Regions from separate parts of the Homo sapiens genome. Here region 1 is linked to region 2. Evidence: chromatin loops called from intact Hi-C (ENCODE). Cell type or tissue: heart left ventricle. All regions are shown on one strand. Links, peaks and the distances in the headings refer to the core of each region. The heading gives the core; the rest is flanking DNA.

What was found. Hi-C counts contacts between places; a loop is a spot of excess contacts. Peaks named below come from ENCODE experiments on the same cell type or tissue, not always from the same donor. Only the 100,000 strongest peaks of a DNase experiment are listed, where the experiment ranks them.
Region 1: it touches region 2 in a loop (5-fold over the local background); 2 of 110 quality-filtered maps call a loop at or near these places.

What each region holds. Positions count from the first base shown.
Region 1 is chr17:73,566,442-73,574,765 of GRCh38, forward strand. The region is part of intron 1 of SDK2 (sidekick cell adhesion molecule 2); the gene reads right to left. Among named protein-coding and RNA genes, the nearest start is that of SDK2-AS1, 57 kb to the left of the region's middle. RefSeq lists enhancers at 1-380, 971-1,559. In heart left ventricle, for the core only: no CTCF peak of the experiment used is centred there; DNase peaks (open chromatin) are centred at 3,660 and 5,390.
Region 2 is chr17:73,503,378-73,511,701 of GRCh38, forward strand. It overlaps SDK2 (sidekick cell adhesion molecule 2), which reads right to left. Exons shown (of 45, transcript NM_001144952.2): 2 at 4,061-4,220. Among named protein-coding and RNA genes, the nearest start is that of SDK2-AS1, 6.1 kb to the right of the region's middle. RefSeq lists enhancers at 2,354-3,291, 4,229-5,166, 7,517-8,324. In heart left ventricle, for the core only: no CTCF peak of the experiment used is centred there; a DNase peak (open chromatin) is centred at 4,796.

The DNA.
Region 1 (8,324 bases), core at 237-8,236, 63 kb after region 2:
TACTTGAAAATGTTGAAACAGCTTTGAAATTAGGTAATGAACAAAGGTTGAAAGAGTTTGGTGGGTTCAAAAATAGACAAAAACATGACATAAAGTTTAGAACTTCTTAGCGACTAGTTAAATGGTTGTAACCAAAGTCCTGATAGAAATATAGATAGCAAAGCCCAGGCTGATGAGGTTTCAGAGGAAAACAAACACTTATTAAAAACTGGAGTGAAGATCACCCTGGTTATGCCTTAATAAAAATCTGGGCTACACTGTGTCTATGGCTTAGGGCTTTATGAGAGACACCACTTACAAGTAATAACCCAAGATATCTGGCAAAAGAAATTTCTAAACGACAAAGCACTCAAAATGTGGCCTGGGTGCTTCTAACTTCCTACGACTAGATATGAGAACAAAAAAACGACTTAAATTTAACACTTATAATTAAAAAAAAAAAAAAAGCAGAGTGTAAAAACTTAGAAAATTTCCAGCTTGGCCATGAGGTAGAGAACAAAAGTGCCTTTCCAGTGAGAAACCCAAGGCACTTGTAAGATAACCTCCTGCTAGATAAATTTACATGACTAAACGGGAGTCAAGCACGAATAACAAAGACACTGGAAAAAAAAAGACCTGGAAGACATTTGGAAGGTCTTTGGGGAAAATCCCTTCCATGACAGGCCCAGAGGCCTAAAAAATGGTTTTAGGGGCCAGGCCTGGATCCCTGCTGCCCTCTGCGGCCCCAGGAGGCTGCTCCCTGCATCCCTGGCTGCTTCAGCTCCAGCCAGGGCTCAAAGAACCCCAGGTACCATTCAGGGCTCCACTTCAGAGGGCATACGCCATAAGACTTGGCAGCTTCCACATGGTGAAGCCTGCAGGCACACAGAATACAAAAGTGAAAGAGGCTTGGCAGCTTCCTCCTAGATTTCAGAAGATGTATTAAAAAACTTGGGTGCCCAGACAAGGCCTGCCACGGGGCGGAGCCCCCACAGAAGGCCTCTGCTAGGGCAGTGTCAAGCAAAAACGTGGGGTTGAAGCTCCCACAGGGTCCTCACCGGGACACTGCCTGGTGAAGCTGTGGAAATGGGGCTACCAGCCTCCAGACCTCAGCGTGGTACAGCCACCAACAGCTTACAACCTCAACATGAACAGGCACCAGACTCCAACCCGTTAAAAACAGCCAGGGGGGCTGTGCCTTACAAAGCCAGAGGGGTGGAGCTGCCCAGGCCTTGGGAGCCCAACCCTCACACCAGTGTGCCCAGGATGTGGGACATGGAGTCAAGAGAGATTATTTCAGAGCTTTAAGGTTTAACACCTGCCCTGCTGGGTTTCGGACTTGGGTAGGGTCTGTCATTTCTTTCTTTTGGTTGATTTCTCCCTTTTGAAATGAAAATGTTTACCTCATGCCTGTACCACCATTGTATCTTGAAAGTAAATCACTTGGTTTTGCTTTTACACATTCATAAATTTAAAACAACTTGCCTTGAGTCTCAAATGAGACTTTAAACTTTTTGAGTTGATACTCAAATGAGTTTAGACTTTCAAGGACTATTGGAAAAAAATGATTATATTTTACAATGTAAAAATGACATGAAATTTAGGAGGCCAGGAGTGGAATGATATGGTTTGGATATGTGTCCCCTCCAAATCTCATGTGGAAACCGGATCCTAAATGTTAGAAATGGGGCCTGGGGGAGATGTTTGTGTTGGGAGGCAGATCCCTTGGTGCCCTTCCCACGGTAATGGGTGAATTCTCGCTCTGTTAGTTCACAAGAGAGCTGGTTGTTTAAAGGAGGCTGGCACCTTCTCCCCCTCTCTCTTGCACCCTCTATCTCTCTTTTTCTCTATGTGACACAACTGCTCCCTCTTTTCTTTCTGCCAGTGAGTGGAAGCTTCTTGAGCCCCTCGCTAGAAAGATGCTAGTGCCATGCTTCCTGTACAGCCTATAGAACCGTGAGCCAAATACACGTCTCTTCTTTATACATTATCCAGCCTCAGGTATTCCTTTATAACAATGCAAAATGGACTAATACAAGCTGAATACAAGATCTGAAATTAAAAATTTATTGGATAGATTTAACAGCAGATTGATGAGAACAGAAGAGTCAATGAATGTGAAAATAGATCAATAAAAAATACCCACCCTGAAGAACCAGCAGAAAAGAAGACTTTAAAAAAAGCCCAGAGCCTCAGACTGGAGATGAAGGTCTAACATATATTATACATGAAGTCTAGGAAGAGTCAGGAGTGAATGAATGCATAAAAAGTAGTTAAAGGAATAAGGGCTGAAAATTCCCCAAATTTGGAGAAAGACAAATTGAAGATTCAAGAGGCTCAATGAACCCCAAGCAGGATAAATACAAGGAGAAGAGTCGTTAAACAGGCGACTGCAGAAGGAAGGAACATGCTTTATCTTCAAACCGCTGGACAGCAGGGCCCACCTCTCTGCAGGCTTCATGTACTTTTGTGATACATCACATGACAATATTGCCATCGTCTCCCTAAAAAGTGCACACAGGGGGCAAAGGTTGAAAAAGCACCTATTATGTGCTAATGGCCTTTGTGTATATTTTCTTAATTTACACTCATAGTAACCACAAGAACCAGGAACTGCTGTCTCCAAGTTGTTTTATTATTAATTTTTTAAAAACCAAAATCAGCACTAAGGCTCAGAGATGTTGAGTAACTCACCTAAGATCACACAGCTAGTAGTAAGAGATAGAGCTGGGGTTGAAAGCCTAGTTCCAAAGCCCATGTTCTTTCTTTCTTTCTTTTCTTTTTTTTTTTTTTTTGAGATGGAGTCTCACTCTGTCGCCCAGGCTGGAGGGCAATGGCGTCATCTCAGCTCATTGCAACCTCCGCCTCCCAGGTTCAAGTGATTCTCCTGCCTCAGCCTCCTGAGTAGCTGGGATTACGGGCGCACGCCACCACACCCAGCTAATTTTTGTATTTTTAGTAGAGACGGGGTTTCACCTTGTTGGCTGGGCTGGTCTCAAACTCCTGACCTTAGGTGATCTGCCCACCTGGGCCTCCCAAAGTGCTGGGATTACAGGCGTGAGGCACCGTGCTGGGCCCCATGTTATTTTGTATTCGTGCCTATTAACCCTTGCAGCACATTGGAATCACGTGGTGAGGGATGGGGGTGGGGATTGCTTTCAAAAGCAATCCCCACCCCCAACGAATTAAATCAGAATTAGTCAGGGCTGCATCCAGGCATTGGAATTTTTTTTTTTCAGCCCCTCTGTGTGATTTTAAGGTCTGATGTGGATTGAAAGTCACTGTTGTACACTATGCTGCACTCTGGGAAAGATCAGACGAGAAAAGAAAACTGGGTCAATCCCACTCACATTGGTAGATGGGCGATGAGAACCCCCGCAAAGGTCCTCAGAACGGAGCTCCGAGCCTTGATCTGTAAGCCTGTACCCTTCCTTCCTTGTCTTTTCCTGATCTCTAGGAGCTACACGGCTGTCACCACTCTCAGGTCCAGAAGATATGGGGGTGATAAAAGCGGCCGAGGAGCCTCTCTGCAGCAGGTCCTGAGTTACGGGAGGCTGCAGCCATGGACACGGGACACTTACTCTGGGTGAAGGATGAGGAGCAGGACCTCAGCGCTCTAACTCTTTCAGGCTTCGGCTGGGGAAGGAAGAGAGTCAGGCGGCCCCATGACTCTCCCCAGAGCCCCTCGGGACGGCCCCCCAGAGCCCCTCTTGGGGAGAGACTGGGACTGCTGAGCTTGGTGGACACAGGGCGACCACCCCAGGGGCCCAGCCTTGCTACCTCCCCTCCCTGTTTACACCCCTGCCTCCTAAGCACAGCCCGGCCTCAACATGCATCTCCTACCACCCCATAGGAGTGGTAGACCCCGTCTACACCGGGTCCAGAAACCACACAACCCATAGGTTCTGTGAGCTCCTGGCTCTGTTTTCTCAAATCGCAGCAGAGCATATGCTCAATAAAGAGCCTCCAGGTGCATGTGAGGGTGGGTGAGGTGGCTCCCACTGCTGGCTGGGTGAGCAGTTGGTGCCGCTTTGCCATTTGCCACTAGATTAGCCCAAAAATCAAAAAGAGGGGGACCCACCCAGCACCCCTCTTGTGATGATGGCGGTGATGGTGATGGTGAGGCTGATGGTGGTGATGTTGCCACCTTCCACTGAGCGCTGACTACCCGTGAGGCACTGAACACCACCATCAGCTCACCGCCATCTCGCAGCCACCCACAAAGGGCACTGCTTTAGCTCTGTTTTACAGATGGGAAGGCTGAGGCTCAGAGAAGATCAAGTCCTTGCCCGTGGCAGAACTCATATCAAAGCCAGGTCAGTCTCTAACACCGGAGCCCTTTGGAGGGGCCCTCTTCTACCCATTCCTGTGTTCTTCCTGCCCCTCACTGGACTGAACTGAGTTTAGCCCGAAATGCTCCTCCCAGGCCTGCAGGGACATGGCTGACCTCACATGCTCTGTGCCCCCTTTAGGGTCTCTGCTCCCCTATTCCTCCTCAGCCCACAGCCTGGGGTCAAGGGTGACTATTGTGAGCCCTGGTCTGGTCCTGAGTGGCTGCTGGGACCTTCCCAATGCCTGGGTGAAACTCCAGAGAACGAACTCTGGGCCAGCAGGAGTTTGCTGGGAAGTGGCTGCAGGAGGTGGCTCGGGTTTTTTTTTTTTGAGATGGAGTCTTGATCTGTCACTGAGGCTGGAAGGAGTGCAGTGGTGCGATCTCGGCTCACTGTAATCTCCGCCTCCCAGGTTCAAGCGATTCTCCAGCCTCAGCTTCCCGAGTAACTGGGATTACAGGCGTGAGCCACCATGCCCAGCTCGGGTCTCTTTCTGTCAAGGCAATGAAGAGGCTAAGGAGGGTGACAGAGGAGCCCCCTGAGCCCCAGGCATGGTGGGCTGTGGACCCAACCACCGGCTTCCTGCCTCACTGAGGCACCAGGGCGAAGACACTGATATTCAGTACTAGCAACCCCACAGCCAGTAGATAGTCAAGTTCCCTGCCCTTTCCAATGCCCACAGGACACTCTGGGTCACTCAGGGAGCTCGGTGGCCCACCCAGGCCCAACCCTGAGCCCATCGATCTGGGTCCTGGGGGGAACATGTGGGAGTCCAGCCCGGTGGCCCCCCGGGCGCTCTAAGCAGCCTGTGCCTAATGACCGCAGAAAGCCATTACAGCTCACTTAGCTGTAAACAGCTCTCCACAGCACTCATTAGGGCCGAGGAGCTCCGAGAGCTCTCCTCCTCGGGTGTGGGGCATGTGCCCAGCGGGGGCTACGCCTTCTTACTGGAAACACCGTTTCCCGCCCGGCCTGCCTTCCAGGAAAGGTGAGCCCGGCTGGGGCCCGGCCAGCGCCCTGCCCTCCCCTGCCCTCTCTGACCGGGGTCTGACCCTCCACAGGGGCTCTCTCCTCCCTGGGCATTTCCCAGCCTGCAGGGGCCCAGGGACAGGACAGGCAGAGCCCCAGGTGCCCCCTTGACAACACATGCCGGGCTTTCCATGGCCAACCTCACGGCCCACGGGGAAGGAGGAGCGCCCGCGGGGCCAGCTCCCCTGGGTGGGCCAGCACCCTGGGCATGCCGGGCCAGGCGGGTGCCCACAGAGACTCCCCTCCTCCCTATGATGGGGATGTGCCTGGGAAAGATGGACAGTTCTGGGGCCTAAACTGCAGGCGGACAAGACCTCGGCATTCAGTGCAGGTGTTGTCTTCTACCAAATCAGAGCTGTCCAAATGGTTTTAGATTCGGTCCCCACAAAATCCTGTTGAGGGTCCCAAGAGATATAACAGAGGTAAGGGTGGTTGTCCTCATCTAAGTGGGGGTGAGGGTGGGGTCCACAGCCTGTCTGTTTTGCTGTTTCCCTCCCTCCCCACTTTGTCCTATCCCCTACCTGCCGTGAGGGCTCAGTTATCCCTGTAGAATTCTGGGGTCTGCAGACACAGTTTAGTAACCACTGGCCTGCACCACGCACTGTTTTCTGTGCCTGGAGCGCTCCGACCCCTCTTCCTAGCCAGCTCCCATCCACCCCCACATCCTGATGGCACCCTGTCCCCAGCCCTGCCCTCCCTTCCTCTCATGCCAGCCTCCCTCTTATCACCCAGCTCTTCACCTTCTTAGCATACCCCTACATTTTCCAGTGATATTTCTATTTGTGTAGTTATTTGCTTATCGCCTTCCTATTCCCTGAGCTCTGTAGGGAGGAAGACCATGTCTGTTTTTGTCTCATCTCCAGCATGAGCCCAGTGCTAGGCACACAGCAGGCAGTCCATAAAGATTGACTGACTGACTGAATGAATGAATGGTCTAAGCATATGATGCTCAGCTTGCTGGAGAAGGGGCATCAACATCTTCCTATCATTGACCCCTTCTGTGTCCTCAGCCCTCATGACTGATGTGTCTTCCATCTACTCCTCCACCCCAATCTGGTCAGTATCTACTTGTCCTTTATCTTTCATCTGAGATACTTCCTCCCGGGGAGCCTCCCAGCGCCGTCAAACACCCAGCATGCTCACTTGTAATGGCGCCTTCTTATCTCTTTCTTCCTGGACCAGGAAGCAGAGCACAGGTGTCTAGTGTCAACACATGCCAAGGTGTCCAGTGCAGGTGTGCCACATGAAGGAACGGGTGACTGCCCCATGGCCCTGCTACTATGGGGCAACACCACCTCCTTGGAGGCTGATGACCTGCTCATATAGGATGGGGCCTCTCCATCCTCCACTTCCTCACAATCAGCACCCCCAGACACCTTCCCAATGTCTGAGCAAAACTCTGCAGAGAACACACTCTGGGCCAGCAGGCGGTCGTTGGGCAATGGAAGTGGGTGCACGAGGTGGCTCGGGTCTCTCTTTGGGTTGAGACAATGATGAGTCTAAGGAGGGTGAGTGAGGAGCCTCAGAGCTCCAGCGTGGTGGGCTGGGGACCCAACCATCAGCTTCCTGCCTCACTGCTGCACCAGGGAAAGGACACTGGTACCTGGCACTAGCAGGCCCACAGCCAGTAGATAGGTCACTCTGCACCCCCTTCCCAACCCAGTTCCCCAGAGGCTTCTCCATCTCAGGAATGGTCACCTCTACCCTTCACCCAGCTGCTAGGACCCCAAACCTTGGAGTCGTCATTCAGTCCATCAGCTCGGCACATCCTGCTGGCTCTACCCGCCAAACGCACCTTGAATCTAACTGCTGCTCACCACCCATGTTGCCATCACCCTGGGCAGCACCACCACCAGCTCTGGCCTGGACCACAGCCTCCTCCCAGGCATGCCTGCTCCCCTCCGCTCCCTGAGCCTTAGCCCCACATGGCAGCCAGAGGGATTGATTTAATGCATAAATTGGATCATGCCACTACCTGGCTCAAAGCCTCCAGTGACTGCCACTCACACCCAGTCAAATCCAGAGTCCAGACTGCAACCTGCAAAGGCCTGTGTGGATGGGCCCCTGGCTCTCCTGTGCTCCAGCCTCCTCTCCACACATGCCCAACCCTGCCCTTTATCCGGGCCTTGCTCTCAGGGGCCCTGGGCTCCGCCGTCTCTGCCCCCTTCCAAATGTCACCTCCCCGACCATGAGGACCACTCCAGTGCCACTCCCCAGACCTGCTGGCTTCTTCCTGGCCTTCGTGGGCCCTGTCCCTTCCTGACACTACCGCTCACATCTATGCGCTTCCTCACTGTCTGCCTGACCTCAGGAATGGAAGCTCTGCCCACATCTATGCATTTCCTCACTGTTTGCCCGACCCTCAGGAATGGAAGCTCCATGAAGGCAAGGACTTTTGTCTGTGTTGTTTGGCTCCTGTCCCTTCAGCCCCTAGAACATTGCCTAATACACCAATAAATATTTATCACATGAATATTTATGTAATATCTATTAATTTAGGGGTAGGTGACACAAGTATTTGTTACATGAATGGATACTTTTAAATCCATTGTTGATTAATTGATCAGTTCCCCTTGGTTAAATTTGTTTATAAAAGAACATCAGATCCAACCCTGATCACAGCTGACATCACGTGCATGCACATGTGTACGTGCACACACAAGCACACATGCACACATACACGCCTCGCTGATCAGCCTTATTAGTTTTTTCTCTCCCTTTTTCCCAGTAGCTGCAACTTCAGGAGACTACCTTGTGTGTGAGTGCAGGAGATGGGGGTGGATCTTTCCCTCAAGGCCAGCCCTCCCCACCAGGCTCAGCTATCAGCCAGGAGACAAGGTCCTCTGTGGGCACACCATCACCTCTACCTCCCCTTCGGAACCAAGGCAAGCTCTAAATGCCTTGCCCTTGCTTCCTTCCTAAACATTTAATGCCATACTGGCCTTCTCCACCTCTCTAGACACTTTCTACCACCCTGGCTTATGC
Region 2 (8,324 bases), core at 136-8,135:
CTTAGGAAATATTATTTATGAATGAAGTGACATGATGTCTACAGCAAATCCTTGAATAGTTCAGCAGAAAACGTGCATGTTTATACGTGTGTAGGGAGACAGTAAGAGAGCACAAATGAGCAAAATGTTAGCAATTGTGATGGTACATGTATGCAGGTGTTTACAGTACTAACGATTTTACTAAGATTTGAAAAAAATCAAAATTAAAAGAGAGAAGAAAGAAGCACCTGCTATGAGCCAGGGACACAGGTGGCTTCCATCTAACCACCACTCTTTTCCCTTCTTATGTTAACAACTTTCACCCTTCTTCCCTACCACGTGGCTGTAGTGTGAGGGCTGCCAATCCTGATGTCTCAAGCCCTGGAGTAGGCACATGATGCAGGCCTGGCCAATCAGGGTGCTCCATGCTGTTGCCCACCACGACTGGTCAGGGATGGTCTGAGCTGGGCCAATCAGAATCCTTCCCTGGGACTTTCTAAGTGAAACTTCCAGAAAAGTTCTTTCTACTCAGAAATCAGGCAGCTATAGCTTGTGAGCCCTGAACTTCTCAGTGTCACTCATGACTCATGAAGTATGAACCCAGAGGTGGGCACAGCTGAGCGACTTGGAGGAAAGAGGGCCTGGCAATATCAAGCTCTTGGTCTAAGTCCTGAGGTTCCAGGAACTGCCAAGGTTCTGGAAGCTCTGACTTCGGTTCTGTGGTGCACTTGTGGTCTCCTCTGTAAATAATGAGAAGGCAAAAAAGGTGTCAGGGGATATGTAAGGCCATACTTTCTGGACAGTCACAAAGGACAGAGGAGATGGAGCAGTGCGTGCGTGTGTGTGTGTGTGTGTGTGTGAGAGAGAGAGAGAGAGAGAAAGTGTGTGTGTGTGTGTGTGTGTGTGTGTGAAAGAGAGAGAGAGAGAGAGGGAAAGAAAGAGAGAGGGAAAGAGAGAGAGAGAGAGAAATTAAGAATACATGCATTATTGGCTAGGCGCGGTGGCTCACGCCTGTAATTCCAGCACTTTGGGAGGCTGAGATGGGCAGATCACGAGGTCAGCAGATCGAGACCATCCTGGCTAACACGGTGAAACCCCGTTTCTACTAAAAAAAAAATACGAAAAATTAGCTGGGCATGGTGTCGGGCGCCTGTAGTCCCAGCTACTTGGGAGGCTGAGGCAGGAGAATGGCGTGAACCGGGGAGGCAGAGCTTGCTGTGAGCCGAGATTGTGCCACTGCACTCCAGCCTGGGGGACAGAGCAAGACTCTGTCTCAAAAAAAAAAAAAAAAAAAAAAAAGAATACATGCATTATCAGGAAAGGTTTTCTAAAAGAGAAGGAATTTGAGCTGGGCCCTGCAGGAGAAAAAAAAGTTTTCAAAAGGGGAAATATTCCCGTGGAGGGGATAGGACAGTTTGGACAAAGTCCGAGAAGAGGGAATTTGCAGGGAACTGTCCTGAGACCCTTGATGGTCTAGCGGGGGTGGCAGGAGGTGAGACTATGCCAGCAGGAGCAGATCAGGAAGAGTTCTAAGGCCCTTCTAAGGAGTGCAGACCTTGCCTCAGGGGCACAGCAAGTTTTTAATTGAAGGAAAATCCTGATTGGACCTGCATTCAGGCACACCGTTGCCCCCAGGCCACCAGATCCAACACTCTTAGGGGCGAGGAGGTAAAGGAATGAGTTTCCCAAGTGCGCGCTCATCTATTTCCCTTGAATAACTTCCACCCAACATAGCTATAAAATGGAGTATCTGCATTCTCCCGATTGCTTTGTTTTCTAGAATTTGCAGAGCAGTTAGCCGAAAGATTGCTTAGGATACACATTAAGGAAGCAATTGCAGCAATCCTTCTTCAATGAGAGGCAGTGTGGTGGATGGTAACAAATTCCCACTCTGCTGTCAGACAACTTATTTTTGAAGCCCAACTCAACCATCTGACTTTAGGTGATGTCTTTAACTTCTCTGAGCTTCAGTGTGTTTATCTGTAAAATGGGGGGAAATAACTGAAACTACTCATAGGATTGTGGGCAGGATTAAATGAGATAATCGCAGAGGGACATCACAATGTCTGCCATATAAGAAATTCTTTTTCATTGTCTATGATTGCTATCATCATTGTTATTGTCATCATCATCATCATCATCCTCAATAGCTGGACCTCATCATCGTCAATAGCTGGACCTCATCATCGTCAATAGCTGGACCTCATCATCATCATCATCAATAGCTGGACCTCATCATCGTCAATAGCTGGACCTCATCATCATCAATAGCTGGACCTCATCATCATCATCATCAATAGCTGGACCTCATCATCGTCAATAGCTGGACCTCATCATCATCATCATCAATAGCTGGACCTCATCATCGTCAATAGCTGGACCTCATCAGCATCAATAGCTGGACCTCATCATCGTCAATAGCTGGACCTCATCATCATCAATAGCTGGACCTCATCATCATCATCATCACCACCAATAGCTGGACCCTGTCCACTCCCTGAATGCCTGCAGGGACAAGGGCTGACTGTTTTCAAAGGCAGGCCATTCCACATGGTCCTTCCACTGAGCTGGAACCTGCTTCTGTGTACCACCCGCCCTTGCATCCTAGCAGTGCCAGGGCCCCAGAAGAGCAGCTCTGAACCAGATAAGGAACCAACTCTCCTCCTCCCCTCCTCCTGGATCCTGCCTCCGGCTCCCAGCCGGAAGAAGTCAGGGGCAGGCTAGGCCCGGCACTACTTGCACGTGTGGTATGCCATCCCATGCTCTTGGTCACCCACTTGAGCGTGTCCAAAGTCTAAGATGATGCAGGGGCCCTTCACAGAGACGGTCACAACTTCCTGGGTGTGCCAGGTGGTGGCCAGGAGAGGCTCTGGCCCCCAACTGAAAACCACAGAAGGGGCTGCTCAGGGAGAGCTTTCTGATCTCCTTGTGGGCTTCCTGGAGAACCGGAGGCCCAGAGTGGCCAGCCCTGCAGGACCTCTTGCTTGCTCATCCAGCTCTCCCCTCTGCAGGAGGGGAGGGGGTGCCCTGTCCTGGGCTTTCTTTTGCCAATGTGGCCACACTACACCAGCCCATGCAGTCCAGGGTTAAGGCAGAAAGACTGGGGTGGGGAGTCACTCCAAACTCTGGCCTCCGCACTCCCTAAAGGAAAGGCTGGTTCTCCAGAAGGACAGATCAAGCAATGATACCCCCTCCTCTTATTTGCATACCTGTCCCTGGCAGCAGATTTGTGTCAACATCCCCAGGGCAAGACAATCTTGTTTCCCCAACAAAACCGATTATGCACATCAGGCCCTGGGATTAATCACCAGCCACAGGGTTGGAGCCAATAAAACAGGCGGAGGTGGGAGGATAAGAGCAGAAAGGAGGGAGTGCCTGCCCCAGTCTGTGGCTGCGAGGAAAGGCTGGAGGCCAGGGTGGCCTGGGTGAGGGGCTGCTTCCCTGCTGGCAGCAGATCCACCCTTGCTGAGACCCTATTCTCTTTCCCTGCTCTTCCTTCTCCCCACCTGGCAATGTCCCGGCAGGGAAAGGCCAGTCAGGCCCAAGAGCTCCATGGCACGGGCACAGATAGGAAGTGAAGATAAGCTCAAGAGGCCCTGAGAGGGCCATCTCTGTGTCCCACCTGAATTTCCCATAGATAGAAGATGTCCCCTCCTTCACTGATCCCAGGTTGCTGCAGAGCCCACCCCTCCATTGGACCCAGGCCCCACAACAAGAGTCCCCTGGAGATGGCAGTGTTCGAGAGAGTGAGCAGGGGGCCACAGTCACAGCCACAGCCACAGCTGCTGTTAGTGAGTCCCTGTGCCCAACACCACCTCTGCTCCTATGCACTGTGGTACAGACCATCCTGTCCAGGCAGCGCTGGCCCCTGGTCCACAACCCAGCCATCCTCTGCAGGGATCAGTAGGGTGGAGCCATCTCACCTTGGGGCAGGGCTGCCTTTGCCACTCACTTCCAGAACTCCAGGCTCTAGGAGCCCTGAGCCCCACACTGTCACACAAACCCCCTCCTCACCATGCCCTCTTCAAAGCAGGGCAGTGGTCCTGGCAGCCAGGAGGAAGGGCGGGGAGGGGCAGTTTACCTGTATTCCAGGGAGAACTTGGTCAGCTCCCTGTTGTTGTGGAGCCACTTGAACTCCAGTGGCCAGCTGCCCTCGGCCATGCATGTAAGCACCAGGCGGTTTCCTTCCAAGTGCACCTGTGTCCGCACAGGCTCTGTCTTGAAATACGGGGACACATCATCTGCAGAAACAGGGAGACAAAGCCACCAGTGATCACTTGCTCACCTATGTGACCTGGTGCGTTTAGTATCCTAAGGCCCTTAGGCAGATGGAGCAGGTGCAGCCAGGTAATTTGCCCAAGGTCCCGTGGCTGGGAGGGACTTGAACCTGGGTCAGTCTGACTCCAAGGCTTGGTCTTCAGCGGGAGTCACCGACATCTGCCAACCAGAGCCCTGCCTCCTTCCTCCCCAGACCACGCTGGGCTATTGCCCTGCTGCCAGCCCACACTCCAGCATCTTCTGTCACTTCCCTCTCAGCATACACATCCACTCCATCCACTCTGCTCATGGGTTCCCCCTCCAGGGCAGGAGGCAAGAGGGGCACTTTCTGTGGCCCAGCCAAAGGGAATATCAATGTCACAAGGAGAATAGGGAGGCAGATTGACAACTGTAGGGGGTAAAGGGTCTCCTGAGTCCTGCTCCCCAAGGCTGGGGGAAGCCCTCAAAGTGTCAATCACAGAGTCCATCCAGCAGGGCCCCATGGCCACCAGCTGCCTGTTTCTTCCATCCTGGGTCCTGGAGCCAGCCTGCCTCTACCTCCCCGTTCACTCTAGGCTGGCCGCCTGGTTGCCCAGATGATGGGTGAAGAGCAGAACAGCTGCTTCCCCCTCTCTGCAGTCACCCTTATCCTCTGAGCTGACTCAGCCTCGCAGACCTCCCTGCCCCGCCACGGTTCTCTCGACAGAGACCGTGAATTTCGCCCCAGACTTCACAAGACTGCTCAGCTGGCTGATCTGGATGGAAATGGGGCCTCTGCCCTTCTGGCCAGTGTGGGAGAGGGTGGACATGAGTGTACACAAGGGAACTGATGGAACAATGGGAGAGACGGAGGGAAGGGGAGGGGCTCTAATCCGTCAAGGAGATACCTGCCTTTTTGTGGATAGGGTGGGGCCGGGCGGCAGGAGCCAGCATCTGGTAACAATATCCACAAAGATGACAGCACCTGCTCTGTTCCGGGCTGTTCTAGGGGCTCTACCATATGCTCGTCTAATCTTCACAGCAACCTCATGACTAGACAGGATTACAATCTACATTTTGGAGAGGGGACACCAAGGCCTCGAGGGGTTAGAAACCTGCCCAAGGTCACACAACTGGGCGGGAGGTGCTCAGCCCCACAGACAGCTTCAGAGCTGGAGCACTTGAGCCCACACCTCCCTCCGTGAAGCCAAAACCCGGGTGGGAGGAGAGGACAGATATCAGGGAAGAACCTGCAGATGCCCAGAGCTTGTGCCAATGAGCCTTGCATTTGACAGATTCGAGGGAGTGGGTTCTAGAAAGCACCACTCAACAGCTCACCTAGTGAGCACCTACTATGTGCCACGGGCTTGAGGCAGCAGCCGGCGGGGAGGAGTCCAGGCTTGCCAGCCCAACTCCATGCACCTTCCAGTGACCACACTGTGCCCAGAGGGGTGGGATGTAATTAAAGCTGTGCAGGCTGCTGCTGTCAGGGTAGGCCCTGGGCACCCCGACCTTCAGGCCAGTGGTGGGGGGTCTGTCATCTACGGACTTGTCTACGTTCACTCCACCGCTTCCCAGCGGCGTGCGGTGGACAAGCGTTCCTTTATCTGAGTCTCTATTTCTCTATCAGTGGACACAGGAAAAGAAATAGCTACCTTCACGTCTAAGGATGGAAGGAAATAGTGATGGTGAAAATGCTGGCTCTGTGCCCGGCCCAGAGTACATGTTCTGCCAATGTTCATTTCCTTCCTGAACCCTAAAGTACGGTGTCCCCTCCAGGGAAGGGGCTCCACCACCCTCAGTGCTGGCTGATGCCCCAGGCCCATCTTGGTCAGACAGCTAACTTTACCCTGTGAGCCTGGAAGGTGGAAAACACCAGACAGCCTTCTTTTGGCTTAAGAAATGGAACAAACCAGGCTGGCCATGGTGGCTCATGCCTGTAAGCCCAGTGCTTTGGGAGGCCGAGGTGGGAGGATCGCTTGAGGCCAGGAGTTCAATACCAGATTGGGCGACATGGTGAGACCCCCTCTTCACCAAAAAAAAAAAAAAAAAAGAAGGAAAGTTGGGAGGCTGAGGCAGGTGGATTGCCTGAGATCAGGAGTAACACGGTGCCTGGGCAATATGGTGAAATCCCATCTCTACGAAAATACAAAAGAAATTAGCTGGGCATGGTGGCAGGCACCTGTTGTCCTAGCTACTTGGGAGGCTGAGGCAGGAGAATCGCTTAAACTCAGGAGGCGGAGGTTGCAGTGAGCCGAGATCGTGCCACTGCACTCCAGCCTGAGCAACAGAGCAAGACTCCATCTCTACAAAAAAAAAAAAAAAAAAAAGAAGGAAAGAAAGAAAAAGTAAAAGAGAAATGGAACAAACCAACCGAAGAAGAGGAAGGGGCTAGGGAGGGGGCAGTTTGCAGCTGGAAGGGAGTGGACCCAGGTGGTAGCTGGCTGTGGCTGGGTGCAGCGGGCCTTCTCCTGCACCCCAGGCTGGAGCATAAGGAAGGCCCAGAGCCCAGGACCCAGGTCTATCCTCTCACCATCAGATCTGCCCAGTACTGGACATCCTGGTCTTTGGTCAGGTTCAGCCCTTGTTTCCAGGCCTCACTGGGTTCAGGTAGAGATTCACAACTTAACAGAAGCCATCATATACATGTGGGGCCCAAGTCAGCTGGCCCTGCTGCACAGCACCCCCAAACCTTGCACCCCACAGGCCTGAGGGCTCAATCTTATTAATATATAACCTGCGGCAGGTTGGGAGGCTTTTCCTTGAACTCCCACCCTGGCTGCTACTAACCCTCACTGTGGGGACCACCAGAGGGGCAAACCTGAGGGTGGCCTCAGGGTGGCTCAGAGGGCAGCTGCTGCCCAGAGGCTGCCTTCGACTGCTCCCTCTACGTCTGTCTGACTGCTGATGTTTCATTTTGTTTTGGAGACAGGGTCTCGGTCGGTTGCCTAGGCTGCAGTGCAGTAGCATAATGTTGGCTCACCGCAGCCTCGACCTCTGGGGCGCAGGTGATCCCTCCACCTCAGCCTCCTGAGTAGCTGAGATCACAGGCGTGCACCACCAGCTAACTTTTGTATTTTTAGTAGAGATGGGGTTTCACCATGCTGGCCAGGCTGGTCTTGAACTCCTGACCTCAAATGATCTGCCTGCCTCAGCCTCCCAAACTGCTGGGATTAGACGCCTGAGCCACCATGCCCGGCTTGCTAATGTTTCAATCATGCATCTCTCCCTGCTCATTCATGCACATCTTTCCATTGCTCTTAACAAGCGTCAGGTGAACGCAGCGTCTTAAAAACAGTTGAGAAGATGCTTCTTTCTGAGTGTGGACTTGGAGGTGTGACTACCACTGCTGGTCCCTTCCAGGGGCACTTGTGCCTCCAGGGTCTTAGGCCACCTCTGGCCAGGTGCTAGGGAGGATGGAGAGGCTGATGGGCACCCATTTGCCAAGGAAAAGGACCCACTGCCCGCCGCCCGGCTGGCAGCAGCCAGCTCTGCTCTCAGCTTAACAAATGGGCACATTCTTACTTCAAAGGCGCATTCATATTCTCCAGCAGCTTTCAAGAGCCCTTTGAATCGCGCTTTTAAAAACCCTCTGTTCATTGCTGTCATCACTCGTTTGTTTTAAAACAATAACGATCCAGCCCCTGGGTGATTAAATCCCTTCCATGTGGGGCTGACTCAGAGCCAGAACAGTCAGAGGGGCTGGGCAGTGTGTGTATCTGCATGCACACATGTGCATATGTGTGAGCACACACACACGCGCGAGCACGCACACGCTCTGCGCCCAGACGCCCTCGCCTCTGTAAACCTGCTCACTGGGCAATTTCCTCCCAGGTCCGCGTTTGCCAGTTCATTCTTCAAGCCCTCCCGGGGGTGCCAGCCTGCAGCAGAATGACTTTTGCTTGGATGGGTTGACTCCAGAGGCTGCTGGAGATAATGACTCTGGGGAGGAGGAGAGGGAAGGGGAGGCCTTTCCCTGAGAGCCTGCTGGGTACCAGGCCCTGGGCTGGGGGCTCCACATCCCTCGCCTCCTGTGGTCCTCACAAGGTTCCTCTCCCCAAGCTCCTGCGGTGAAGTCACCCCCTCCCGAAAGTCAACCTGCCCCCTGG